Linked DNA regions of Homo sapiens: region 1 is linked to region 2. Evidence: chromatin loops called from intact Hi-C (ENCODE). Cell type or tissue: PC-9. All regions are shown on one strand. Links, peaks and the distances in the headings refer to the core of each region. The heading gives the core; the rest is flanking DNA.

The links. Hi-C counts contacts between places; a loop is a spot of excess contacts. Peaks named below come from ENCODE experiments on the same cell type or tissue, not always from the same donor. Only the 100,000 strongest peaks of a DNase experiment are listed, where the experiment ranks them.
Region 1: it touches region 2 in a loop (12-fold over the local background); 1 of 110 quality-filtered maps calls a loop at or near these places.

What each region holds. Positions count from the first base shown.
Region 1 is chr6:150,718,349-150,723,669 of GRCh38, forward strand. All of the region lies in intron 2 of PLEKHG1 (pleckstrin homology and RhoGEF domain containing G1), which reads left to right. Among named protein-coding and RNA genes, the nearest start is that of PLEKHG1, 120 kb to the left of the region's middle. RefSeq lists an enhancer at 1-8. In PC-9, for the core only: CTCF peaks have their summits at 2,647 and 2,858; a DNase peak (open chromatin) is centred at 2,663; H3K27ac peaks cover 2,629 bases.
Region 2 is chr6:150,664,335-150,672,325 of GRCh38, forward strand. All of the region lies in intron 2 of PLEKHG1 (pleckstrin homology and RhoGEF domain containing G1), which reads left to right. Among named protein-coding and RNA genes, the nearest start is that of PLEKHG1, 68 kb to the left of the region's middle. In PC-9, for the core only: a CTCF peak has its summit at 4,304; a DNase peak (open chromatin) is centred at 4,277; H3K4me3 peaks cover 881 bases; H3K27ac peaks cover 1,849 bases.

The DNA of each region.
Region 1 (5,321 bases), core at 673-4,672, 53 kb after region 2:
GAGCTAAATGGGGAGAAACCAGGGTCTTAAGAAAATACTGAAGTGTAGAAGGCGCCTCTGCTCTCAGGTGTGAAAGAACCTGGACCATTGCTCAATAAATGGAGGTGTTTCTTCCCTTTACTTTTTTTTTTTTTTTTTTGAGACAGAGTGTCACTCTGTCACCCAGACTGGAGTGCAGAGGCACGATCTCGGCTCACTACAACCTCCACCTCCCTGGTTCAAGTGATTCTCCTGCCTCAGCCTCCCGAGTAGCTGGGATTATAGGCATGCACCACCACGTCTGGCTAATTTTTGTGTTTTTAGTAGAGACGAGGTTTCATCATGTTGGTCAGGCTAGTCTCGAACTTCTGACCTCGTGATCCACCTGCCTTGGCTTCCCAAAGTGCTGGGATTATAGGCGTAAGCCACCGCGCCTGGCCTTTCTTCCCTTTTCTTTTCCTTCCTGCTAGTATGTGAATGTATTATCCCTCCCCAGGCCTCATGCGCTATCCATTGGTTAATTTATTCAAGCAAATACTTGGTACTAGGATCAATATAAAGGCAAAAAAAAAAAAATGTGTTTGTGTGTGTGTGTATTCCCTGCTCTGAAAAAGCTTAATATTTAAAAAATGAAATTCAACATACTTTAAATCTTTGATATTTGTAGATGCAGTTTAGGTGCTTTCACTTATTTGCAAGTTATAGGAGAGGTCTTTACTTACACAAGTTGATGATTTTGCTAAAGCAGAAACCGCGGATGAACTAATAAATGACTGTCCCATAGGACCCAATATGGCCCCCGCTGTCACTTCAAAGCTGTCCTTCAGGACTGTCACTTTTCTGGTGGGTAAGCTTAGCAAACTGCCCACCATCCACACACACAGCAACTTTGCTGTCTTTGTTTACGTTTAACATACATGGAATCTCTCAGAAATAGCACTTTAGAAACATGTTTCTTGGCAAAAAGCAAAAAAAAAAATCCAAGTACAATGTAATTTTATTGGAAGTTAAAAGTAGCTGTGTTGTGATCTGAGGCTGTGCACGATGGATGAGTCATTAGGAAGCCTAGAACCTCTGTGTATTTTATCCCATCTAAGAGTTTAGAGCTTTGTGTCTGCCTCGAGAATATCAAATCTATGGTATAGGAAGGTTCCCTGCCCCCAACAGCTACCATGCAGGGTAGGAGTGAGACACTTAGAAAACGATTAAATATGAGACCACATGATCCTTACTCTAAGTGTAATAAACAGCTGTTAAAGTAATGGAAAGAGCTGTGGGTTGGAGTGGTTGTAGCAGATCAAACGGGAGCTTGATGTGAGCTGGCTCTTCGTTGAGCAGGAGGGAAGAGCCCAGCTTAGGCACTGGTATGGGAGACACAGACATGATGTGGGAAGCCACAGGGGTTGCTGTGGAGGCCAGAATAGAGGATGAAGAGTCTCCACAGCCCAGGGAGGACCCTGCCTCTCAAACTGCCTTCTCAGCATGCTGGATTTACTGATTTCCATCAAACTGGTGAATTTTGTGAGAAATTCCAACAAGTTGTCTTCTGAACTATTTCCTTTAAAAATCACTTATTTAAATAGCCATGTGTAGGTTCAGCCTGATTTGAAAGGAAATCAGCATTAAAACAAATTATCCTATTATGTTGTTAGTTTAAAATCACTTAATAGGCATGACAGAAATAGCTATGTTAAGAATGATCTGCTAGTGGTGTTTTCCATAACCACAAATGAATGCTTTAAATGGAACTTCTATTTAAAGGGTTTTCATCCTTTGAAATAGTTCAGTTTTAGATGTCTATGCAAAGACATAATCCATATTTTGAATTTGAGTTCCACAGTGCAGTGGTATCAGTTTTCAATAGCATTTTTGTGCTTCTGGAGACCTTCGTTTAAAGAACTCAAGATCTTTGTCAAATATACGCCTTCTGAATCTTTCTATAAAAATAGATATAGCATTTTAAGAAGGACTGGTGGTCTTAGAGAAATCAAAAACCCAAAATAATTGGAAGGTCTCACTTACTAAAGTATTGTATGAATACTAGATCATTCTGTCTTTACTACTTAGTATTTATGAATATATAATCACAGAACTTAACTGTTCTCCAAAGAAATGCATGTACATACCAATTTTAGGTATTTGTCTTCAGATACGCTTTTTAAATGTTTTTTAAATGTCAGCCTTAAATGTTTTCTCCTTAAACTTTGTTCACCTAAAATTCTATCAAGTGTCTTGTTAACAGAAACTAATTATCCAAACTGCCTTCCACTGGCTGTTATTCACACCCCACCCCCACCCCAACCTGCATTTTAAAACTTCAGTTTAAAGATGTGTCCGTTTACTTTGAAAGTGAAAAGATGTGTCCCTTTACTTTGAAACAAGCCCATGATTCAGGAAGTGAACTTAAAAATTTCAGAGCTCCAAAGATCTTGCTTATTTTATGGAGTTTAATGAGAACTGTGGCCAGAGCCAGGAAGGTGAAACCCAGCAGCTTTGGGCGAGTGTGGGTTGTATTTGATGTTCACAAAAGAATGGAAGTGGTAGGGTGTTGCTCAGTGAAGTGTGCATTTTCGAGTTACCCACAGTGGTGTCTATTGTCCTGTTTCTCAATTGAATGATGTCATGTTTCATTTAAGGCTCTTAGTGATGCTGAAGTCTGTGGTCTGCACACTAGGGGGAAAAAGGCAGTGAGAAAGTTGCAAATCAGGTTTTTGTAAAGCCTTTGTGTGTTGGGTTTGGGAGATAAAAGCTGACTCATGCAATATTTCTACGGAAGGCGCTGCACAGACTAGCAAAGGCTGTTTCTTTTACCTGACTGAGGTCACTGCATCAGCTGAAGGCAGACGATGTGCTTAAGCCTGAGTGGAGCAGAGGTAGGTGCTAATGTGAGTGTCCCCAAAGAAAGGATGCAGGAACAAACGCTCCTTCCCTCTGGGAGCAGCCAGAGAGGTCCACCGAGGTGAGAAGGGGTCGCAGGGGGGGCTTTCTTCACAAGTGTGCAGGGACGGAAGCTTGGCTGGATCAAGGAAAACTCTCTGTTACAAATGCGATAGACTGAAGTCTGGAAGATGATTTTTTTCTCCCCCTCCATCTGAACTGCAGCCTGTCTTCAATAGTTTTTGTCTTAGTTTCATCTGATTTTGCTCTTTCCTTAAAGTGAGGTTGAAATATCTAGAGAGCTGATGTATCTGACTCTGGGGAGAACTCTAAAATCCTCAGTTGTCACGCGCCGAATGCCCAACATTTTCATATGCTTTCTTTTTGAGGTTCATATGCAGTCAAAGTTGGAGGAACAAAATAAATGTTTGCAAATGTATGCTTAGCAACTGCAGTGATGAAGTTTAGTCTGAGTCTAGTGGCAACCAAAGTTGCCTAAGAAAATGCAGTTTCCATTTTGAGTGTTTCTCGGTAAGAAACACTTTTGTGAGGAACAATGATTGGGGCAAAGGAGGCGTGGATTGTATTCAATGCCGTTGTCCATTGGAATCTGATTTCATTTGGCTTCATTATTTGAATTTAATGATGCATTTTGAAAGATATTTATATTCAGCATTCCTTAATCACATATTGAATATAAAAATTATTTTAATTTAAAATATTTAGATATCTGACACCAATTGACATTGTGATTTTAATTTCCTTAAATAACTTTTTCAGATTATAAAAGTAATACAGCTATTGAAGAAGAGATATTTACAGAGAAATATGAAAGGAACAAAATTATTCGTTTTACTCAGTAAAACCGATGTTAACATTTTATTATATATTCCTTCAATCTATTTCTAATGTAGACAATAAAGAAGCCGCATTTTAAATTCAAAATTAGGATCGTATTATATGTTTTTTAAACTACCCATTTTACTCACTGTATATTATGACCATTTTCTATACTTTTAAAGATTTGAGAAGACGTGACATTTAATCATTTTACATTGTACCTTCTAAATGGCTTTATTTACTTGGATCTCTGTTACTAGTCACTTTAATTTCTCTGCCTCCTTTTCTTTTTTCTTTTTCTTTTCTTTTTTTTTTTTTTTTTTTTTTGAGACTGAGTCTCGCTCTGTCACCCAGGCTGGAGTGCAGTGGCACGATCTTGGCTCACTGCAACCTCCACTTCCTGGGTTCAAGCGATTCTCCTGCCATAGTTTCCTGAGTAGCTGGGATTACAGGCACGCGCCACCATGCCCGGCTAATTTTTGTATTTTTAGTAGAGACAGGGTTTCACCATGTTAGCCAGGCTGGTCTCAAACTCCTGACCTTGTGATCCGCCCGCCTTGGGCTCCCAAAGTGCTGGGATTACAGGCGTGAGCCACTGCGCCCTGCCTCTTCCTCCTTTTTTAAAAGAACATGTCTAATGTACTTCATGGATTTATTTGTTTGGAGTGCTATTGTTAGTCACTTGGAATTTGCCTCTTCTTCCTCCTCCTTTTTCTTTAAGAAAATGTTATTTCTCTTGGTGCCTCCCTCCCAGCTGTGCAGGGATGTTTTGGAACTGAGTGCGTTCCATACAGATGGAGCTTGTATATATAACCATCACTGTTTAGTTACTGCCTTGAGACTGATAATTTTACACTAACAGGAAGGTACTGTTCAAAGCAAAGCTGGAGCATAGATTATTATTTAATCTAAATTACAAATAGAGATTTTTTTAGCCTTTGAAAAACTCGGTGATACACAGTTTTTCATCATCCAAGACCTGGCATTCGTAGGATGTAGAAGAAACTGCTATTAGAGGGCCACTGCTTGTGCTGTGCCTCCAGCTGGGAAGAGGCCGTGCAGTCGTGACAGCCAGTGGTTTGCTGGGTTTTCAGGATTGGAGTCATGGCCCAAAGATTGGATGAGACTTGGAGAAGTCACCTAGTCCAGCTGCCTCACATACAAGGAAACCAGAGATGCAAAGATCAGTACAAACCCCGGGGGGTGCAGAGCCAGGGCAAACATGCAAATCCTCTGACCAAAAGGGAGTATTAGGACATAATTTAATTTCCGGTTGGTTCTCTGAAATGTGTTTATACAGAGGGTTGTGGATATATGCATTCCTGTGCACACATAGCCACACACTGTGTAGTCCCTTTTGGCATATGGTACCATGTGCTTTAGACAAGCAGCTTATGTTGAGTCCTTCATTTCCTGATCTCTAAGTTCCTTTTCTACCCTACTATTTTATGAGTACAAGGAAGGATGGACTAGAAGTTAGAAAATCTAGTCTCTGATTCATAGTTCAACTTTGAGCATGATGTTATATAATCTCTGCTTTTTTTTCCCCATCTATACAGTTTTCAAAAAGTAATGAGACACATGAAAGAGCATTGAGGTTGGTTTTGGGGGCTTTTTAAGGATAA
Region 2 (7,991 bases), core at 1,817-5,816:
GGCAGGATCCACCTCTAGGGCTGGGGATGGCTTAGCTCCAGCTATGCCATATGACTATGTGTAGAAGAAACAAGGAAGTGGTTACCTTGGGGAGAAGTAGAGAACAAATGCTGGGTAAGAAACCAATAGCACCATTAAAATGGGGCCATTGTACTTCATTGTGTTATTCTTTTTATTCTCTAAATAAAACAAATTCTGAATATAATCTGTGAATCCCTGGCTCTTATCTCTACACACTATTGCAGACTCTCCCTCCTTCTTCAGAGTCCCTCAAGGCATTTCATGGCACTGTGGTGGGGGTGTCTCGTGTTGTGAAGGGCTGTGGTGGTGTCTTCTTCTCTGGTCCAGGTCGCTGAATCTCCTTGACTGGAAGGTGCTGGCAGTTCAGCTGACACCGCCATCTAGAATCACTCAAGCACAAGAGCCCGCCCTGGGCCAACTGGGGCTTTGTTCTTTGGGATACGTGCAAGAATCATACCACATTCATCGCAGAATTGGGGGAGATGCTTCTATCTCGGGGAGTTTTAAGTGACAGTTACTCTATCAGATTACTCTGTTACTTTCTGCTTTCCATTCCTTTGTCTTTAGGATTTAGACATAGGCTGTGGGAACAGAGCCAGATGACAATAAGGCCAATAATTGGGCTGCTGAGAATGGCTTCCAAGCTGCTGGCGAGGACAGCTGGGTAGAGATAGGTTGCAACCGGGAGAACAGGCTCCTTGGGGTATTTAGTGCCCGAGTTAAATAGACCAATATAGGTGATCTGGGAACACATTTATCCTTATGCATGATCTGTGAGAAACTGGGTTCCAGACTTGAAGTCTGGGCTCAGAATGATTTAGAACACAATCTGTTTGCAGGTTGCAAGTTACTTAAATAAATTATCGCTCTTCTTGCCTCTATTGTCACCCACTCTTCCCCAAAACACTACGTCATTAGAAGAGAAAGCTAATATAATAGAAAAAATAGAACTTTTCTTCCTGCCTGTATCAAGGCAGTAATGATTTGATTTAATAATGAATGTCGTGGCTCACGCCTGTAATCCCAACACTTTGGGAGGCCGAGGCAGGTAGATCACGAGGTCAGGAGTTCAAGACCAGCCTGGCTAACACGGTGAAACCCTGTCTCTACAAAAAATACAAAAAATTAGCTGGGCATGGTGGCACGTGCCTGTAGTCCCAGCTACTCAGTAGGCTGAGGCAGGAGAATCGCTTGAACCCAGGAGGCGGAGGTTGCAGTGATCCAAGATCGTACCACTGCACTCTAGCCTGGGCAACAGAGCAAGACTCCATCTCAAAAAATAAAAATAAAAATAAAAATAAAAATAAAAATATTAATATGAAGGCTGAGCAGGGGGACTTTTTTTTTTTCAGTTTCTTTACTGCATCAGCACAGGTTCTTGGGGAAATGCTCTGGTTTCTGTCAACTATAGAATCAGTGGTAAAATTCCCAGCTGCTTCTGGCATTTGTCCCTTTATTCCCTATGATTTGGCCAACCAGGGGAGTTGGTTGGGGTAGCATGGGAAGCCCACAGGAGCTCAGTCATAAGGGGAAGGCACAGTTAAGGCTAAAGGAATCCATAATGTATAAACTTGGCCTCACTGAGCCATCTGCCCATGATGGGGTGGGGCCTTGCCTCCATCTCTCCTGTGTAATGGTTATCCTGTAGGTGGTCTGATGTCCCCCTCATGTCTTTCCACGTTGGAAATGCTCTCGTTTAGACAACAATTTCCTGTTAAAAAACAAAAGCATAGCAACAGAAATATGTGGTTTCTTCTGAGTCCTTCCTCTACCCTGGCAGTACTCTGGATGAAAAGAGTCAAGTTCTATAAATATAATGCAGCTTCCTGGACAAAATGTATTAAAAGGGTCAGATGTTCCACTTTCTGCAATCCAATGGAGTTGTGGTTGTCTGAAGTCAACTGATGCATTCAGGTTGGAATGGCGCCCAGGGAAGAGAGTTTAGGAACAAGCATAAACTTGGCCTTCCTCTCATTACACTGAGTTCGCCACAGGATAACACTGTCTCCCACCCTCAAGGGTTTCCATGGTCTGACCAGCTGCAGCTCCTGTCACTTCCCCATCCCACACTCCCTCTGCTTCGGCTGTGTTGGTCCGTTCATTGCTAACTTGCGTCTGTTTGCCAGCTTGCTCCATCTTCTCTGCTTGGGGCAGGATCAGATAACCAATGAGCCCAGTGTCTCTACCACTCCCTTTGCTCACCTCTGCAGTACCTAGGTGTTCATTGCAGACACAGAAAAGACCTACTCCTAAGTATCTCATGTTATTGATGAGAAAATTGCAGTCTGGAGAGAGCTGGCAATACCATCAAACGTGCACAGCAAGTTCATGTCAGAGACTGAGCTGGAATCAAGATATCTTGCCTTCTAGCTTCATACAGTTGCCATCATACCAGCTGCATTGATAATTTTTTTTTTTTTTTTGAGATGGAGTCTCACTCTGTCGCCCAGGCTGGAGTGCAGTGGCGCAATCTCGGCTCACTGCAATCTCCGCCTCCCGGGTTCACACCATTCTCCTGCCTCAGCCTCCCAAGTAGCTGGGACTACAGGTGCCCACCACCACACCCGGCTAATTTTTTTATATTTTAGTATATGGAGTTTCACCGCGTTAGCCAGGATGGTCTCGATCTCCTGACCTCGTGATCCACCCAACTCGGCCTCCCAAAGTGCTGGGATTACAGGCGTGAGCCACTGCGCCCAGCCTGATAAGATTTTTAAATTTTCTCCAAAAGGGGGTGTGTGTGTGTTTGTGTGTGTGTGTACAATGCTTAGGGATGCCAAGCTATTTAAATCATATAGCATGAAAACTGGGCCTGTCTAAACATATATTAGGGTTGGGTCTGCATCACCTTTAGTTAGCTAACTACTAATATTTCAAGTTTTTAGCATCCCTAAAATGTTTGCTCACCAGTCTTTTTAAATATTATATTGCTGCGGACATAATTTTTTTAAAAAGAGTTTCTACATATGATTTTGTGAATACTTAGCCTTTGACTAAGGATTGACTCTGAAAAGGCTGTTTCTATTATCTGTTCAGCCAAGTCTTGTGTTTTCAACATATATGTACTAAACAGCATTATGTTGTCTTAATATGACACTAAAATGGGGTTCAAGGCAGAACATACTTCTGTTTGTTACAATTTAGGATCATAAGGTATCTTGGAAAATAGTAGTCTGAAGTACAGAATCCAAGGACAGCCTCCTGTGGTTTATTACTTTTATTTATAGCAGTCTACTTTTTCCTATTTGCAACAGATTTGGCTAAACAATGTTTTATTAATTCAAGCAGGAATATTTTCCTGCATTGAATTTGCATTAAAATTGCCTAGGAAATAATATTACCCGGTTTTCCTCACACACCCTCTATGCTGCTAGAGAACTTTTAGAAAAGCTGAATTCAGAAGTCTGCAAATAAATGAAACTGTGAAAAGTAGAGGTGACTCTCCTTTAGAACTACAAGGGATAGTGAATCCATCAGCAGTCACAAGTAAAAATACTGTCTTCTTGTGGTAGAGTGCTACTTATTCCTTTAAAAGCTTTTCCAGCCCATCAGCAGGTATTAAAATGTTCAAGGCCTCTTGTCTTTTTGTAAGATGTGTGTATAAAAAAGAATTCAGAGCAGAAGGTTTGAAGATTATCTTGTATACAAGGGCGGCTAAAATACGTGCAATAGGTCTTTCCAGGAATATGAAAGTGAAGATTGATGCCGAAAGTCTCATTGCTGTTTTTCTAAACTGGTTGCTGTTGGCTGTGAAAGCTTTCTTTGAATTAGTGAAGGTTTCATGTGCCCACACATAGCCTGAAGTGAGAAACTCACTGTTGCTTGTGCTTGCCAAAAGCAGACATAAAGCATTGGCTGCCCTACCTGTAACTTCTGCTAAAAACAGAACACAAAATTATCATGGGAGCCTTCAACAGCTAGAACACCATCTAAACAAAGTAAAAAGTGATTGGATTCTTTATGGCTCCCTCAAAGATTTTTCAACTCCCTGTAGTCCAGTTCCAAAAAAAGGAATGATGGTTTTCTTGGAGAGCCAACAGTTCCCTTTGTAAGTTTCTGGAATTTTTGTACATGATATTTTGAGTTCTTCTACAATAAAATTTAATGGTCCATTTGAGAAAGTGTACTCATATTAAATGTAGTGTCTATTATTGGGTAGTCTGAGACAATTCCTGAGTGCTCAACTCTCCTTTGATCTGTCGAAACATAGTGGTTGCCATGGAGTCTTGCTGGCCGATGACCAAGTAGGAGTTCCACATTCCACTCAGCTGGGCGCAGTGTTCCTAATCAGGCCGGACCTGAAACTCTAGCACAAAGGACTTTAAAACCGGAATGCTTTATGTGTAATCACTGAAAATAAGTTGATTATTTGTAGGGCAGAGTATGGTAAAGGTTAAAAATTTCATGTTTCACTTATTTAAATTTTGATTTGTTTCTGGAAAAATATTTTAGTCTTCTGATGATATGAAATGTAAAATTCTCTCTAGTCCCCCTGCTTTGTACAAAGTAATACAAAACAAGATTTGTCTTATTTGACCTTAAATATAAATAAAATGGCAGCTGAATTATTGTGAGCAATGTAGCTCAAGTATCTGGCCGTCATCTTTGCATTTTATTGCAGTGATGACTCCATGCCATTGTTAATCTGGATTTATTTTTAAACAGTTTAACTAGGGCCTTTTTTTGCAGGCTTTTCTTTGTTTCTCCCCTACTTAGTTCTGAGGAAAGCCTAAAATAAGATCCCTGTAAACACTGATGTTCATTTTTTAACTCAAACATTTGCACAGCCCCACTGTGGGTTCAGGAAAGACAAAAGGAGGCTCCTGACTTAGATCTAGCCCTCAAATAGAGAGGGGAGAAAGCCTTGAAGACACATCACTGTAGATAGCTGGGATGTGTTTTTGCTGTACAGAATGAGTAGGAGTGAGGAGAAAAGATGACTTTTGCCTGGATAGATGGGGGGTTGAAGAGGCTTCTGAGATGGTTTTTGATTGCCTACCGAGGTCATTCTCTGACCTAGTTTGATGTCTAACTCCCTTATAATTGCATCAGCTTGAACCCATAAGGCTTCAGTCTGTGGGGAGAATTAACCCTTTAGCTAATGGATAAAATAACGCGACGTTCTTTGGGGTTAAATTTTTGCCTAAATTACTTTTAATACCTTACTCGATGTCAAAGTTACTGGAACTGTGTATTTAGTCCTTTCGGCATCATCCTATGCTGTGTAAAGAATTATTCTTTTTTTTTTTTTTTTTTTGAGATGGGAGTTTTGCTCTTGTTGCCCAGGCTGGAGTGCAGTTGCGCGATCATGCCTCACTGCAACCTCCACCTCCCAGGTTCAAACGTTTCTCCTGCCTCAGCCTCCCGAGTAGCTGGGATTACAGGCGCCTGCCACCACGCCCAGCTAATTTTTTGTATTTTTAGTAGAGACAGGGTTTCACTATGTTGGCCAGACTGGTCTCGAACTCCTGACCTCAGGCGATCCACCCACCTCGGCCTCCCACAGTGCTGGGATTACAGGCGTGAGCCACCATGCCTGGCCAAGAATGATTTCTTAAACTTCAATCAGGTCCTTACCAAAAATGCTCTTCATGTGGACATTGCCATAACCCAGATTTTGATCCTAAAATGTATTTCTAATTTCCTTTTCAAACCATTCCTGGGATAACTAAGGGATTTTTGTGTTTAAAGAAAACAGTGGCTTTATTAATTTTTACCCTTGGTCCTCAATGAGATAATTGTTTATTTTTCTTCATAAGCCCCATGGATTTTGATAGAAGAAAAATATTGATTATACAGTATTTTCACATATGTTTATGTTTTCAAAGTAAATAAACAATGAGGAATCAATTTTCAAAAATCAGTAACATTGTGGGTTTTTTTCTAATAAAAAATCAACTTACACAGGTTTTTCTTTTCATAGCCTTCCACTGACCTTTATTTCATTGACTTTATAAGGAATATGTTCTATTTTGTTCATATTTGTTCATATTTTTAAAGCCATGTATAAGATAAACGTTGCGTTTGTAATAAAGAGTAAACCTAAGAACAAGGCACAGAGATGGAAGGCTAACCCAGAAGGACAACATCGAAGCCCTGAGCAGGGCAGCCACCTACGCTACACAGCCGCAGCATGCGCTACCAGTACCAGTCACAAATCTGAGCATGGGCGCCCCCTGGAGTTGTACCAACATGTCAGTCCTAGAACTAAGGGTAATAAAAAATGCTTTTGCATTCTTGTGCTCATTCAGCAAAACTTTGGAGTTCCCTATTTATCCTGGGAAGAGTGGGGAAACCCTGGGCCACATGAGCATACATAGATAGCTAAAGGGTCTGTTGGTTGTTGACCCCACATAGTCCATTTGGCTGAGGGAAATGACATAATGTTAACGCTTATGTTGCTTCTTTTTCTGTGTTATTTTATTATTGTTGTTGTTGTTATATGAGTAAGTTCTTTAGTGGTACCCATCACCCATGAATATACTGCACCATATTTATAGGCTTTTATCCCTTGCCCCCCCCTCCCATTCTTTCCCCCAAGTCTCCAAAGTCCATTGTATCATTCTTATGCCTTTGCGTCCTCATAGCTGAGTTCCCACATACCAGTGAGAACATACAATGTTTGGTTTTCCATTCCTGGGTTACATCACTTAGAATAATAGTCTCCAATCTCATCCAGGTCACTGCAAATGCTGTTAATTCACTCCTTTTTATGGTTACATAGTATTCCATCATATATATATATATATATATATACACACACACACCAGTTTATTTATCCACTCATTGATTGATGGGAATTTGGGTTGGTTCCGCAGTTGTGAATTGTTCTGCTATAAACATGCCTGTGTAAGTATCTTTTTTGAATAACGACTTCTTTTCCTCTGGGTAAATACCTGGTAGTGGGATTGCAGGATCACATGGTAGATCTACTTTTAGTTCTTTAAGGAATCTCCACAGTATTTTCAATAGTGGCTGTACTAGTTTATATTCCCACCAGCAGTGTAGAAGTGTTCCCTGTTCACTGCATCCACACCATATGTTGCTTCTTTTTCCTCCGTCCTAGAGTATTCCTTAAAAGAGGAAAGGACAGAGCCATTATGGGTAAGAAGGAACCAGTGCCCCAGACTGTTGAGGAATTGGTCAAGTCAGAAATCACTTGCTCACTCTGAGCCAACATTTATGGAAGGACTCCATATGCCGGGCACTGTAGTAAGTGCTGAGGAGACAGTGCTTACATTGGTAGTGACACCTGCAAGAAGCTTAGAGTCTAGTGGAGCTGAAAGATAACAGTTTAAAAAACCCCAAGTATATTATTTTAAATTGTGGTCAGTGCTATGAATGAAGAGACCAGGATGCTCTAAGAGATCACATTCTAGTCACAGGAAAAGACTAGGGAAGACCTACATGAAGTTGGGACATGAATGAAAGAGTGAATGAATGGAAAACCAGTGAGGCTGGAGGCAGTGAGCAGTGGGGATGGGGTTGGAGAGAGAGATGAGGACTAGCTCTTGCACAGCCTTGCAGACCATGTTAAGGAGTTTGGTTTTTATTCTAAATGCAATGGGACTATATTTATAGGTTTTAAGCAGGAGGGTGATGGAATCCAGTTCAGCTTTCTAAAGATTCACTAGCTATTGGGTGAGAATGAATTACAGAAAGTGGGGTGGTAAAGAGATGACAAGTCAGAAGCCTTGTGCTGCAGGCCAGTCAAGAGCTGGTGGTGGTCCCTTGGGCCAAGGGGTCCCTGATAATAGAGAAGTTATTCTCCAGGACACAAAAAAATATGCAGATGTTATCAAAGAACCCCTCTTTGGGTAATGGAAAAAGAAAATGCTAAGTCTTAATCCCAATATTTCCCCCACCTAACTCACCTTTTATCTGCTGTGCAAGTACTCCCTCCTTCTCTCTATATAGTGGAGAAAATTAGAGCCTGATTCCACGGGTGTTCATATGAATAAATTAATGCT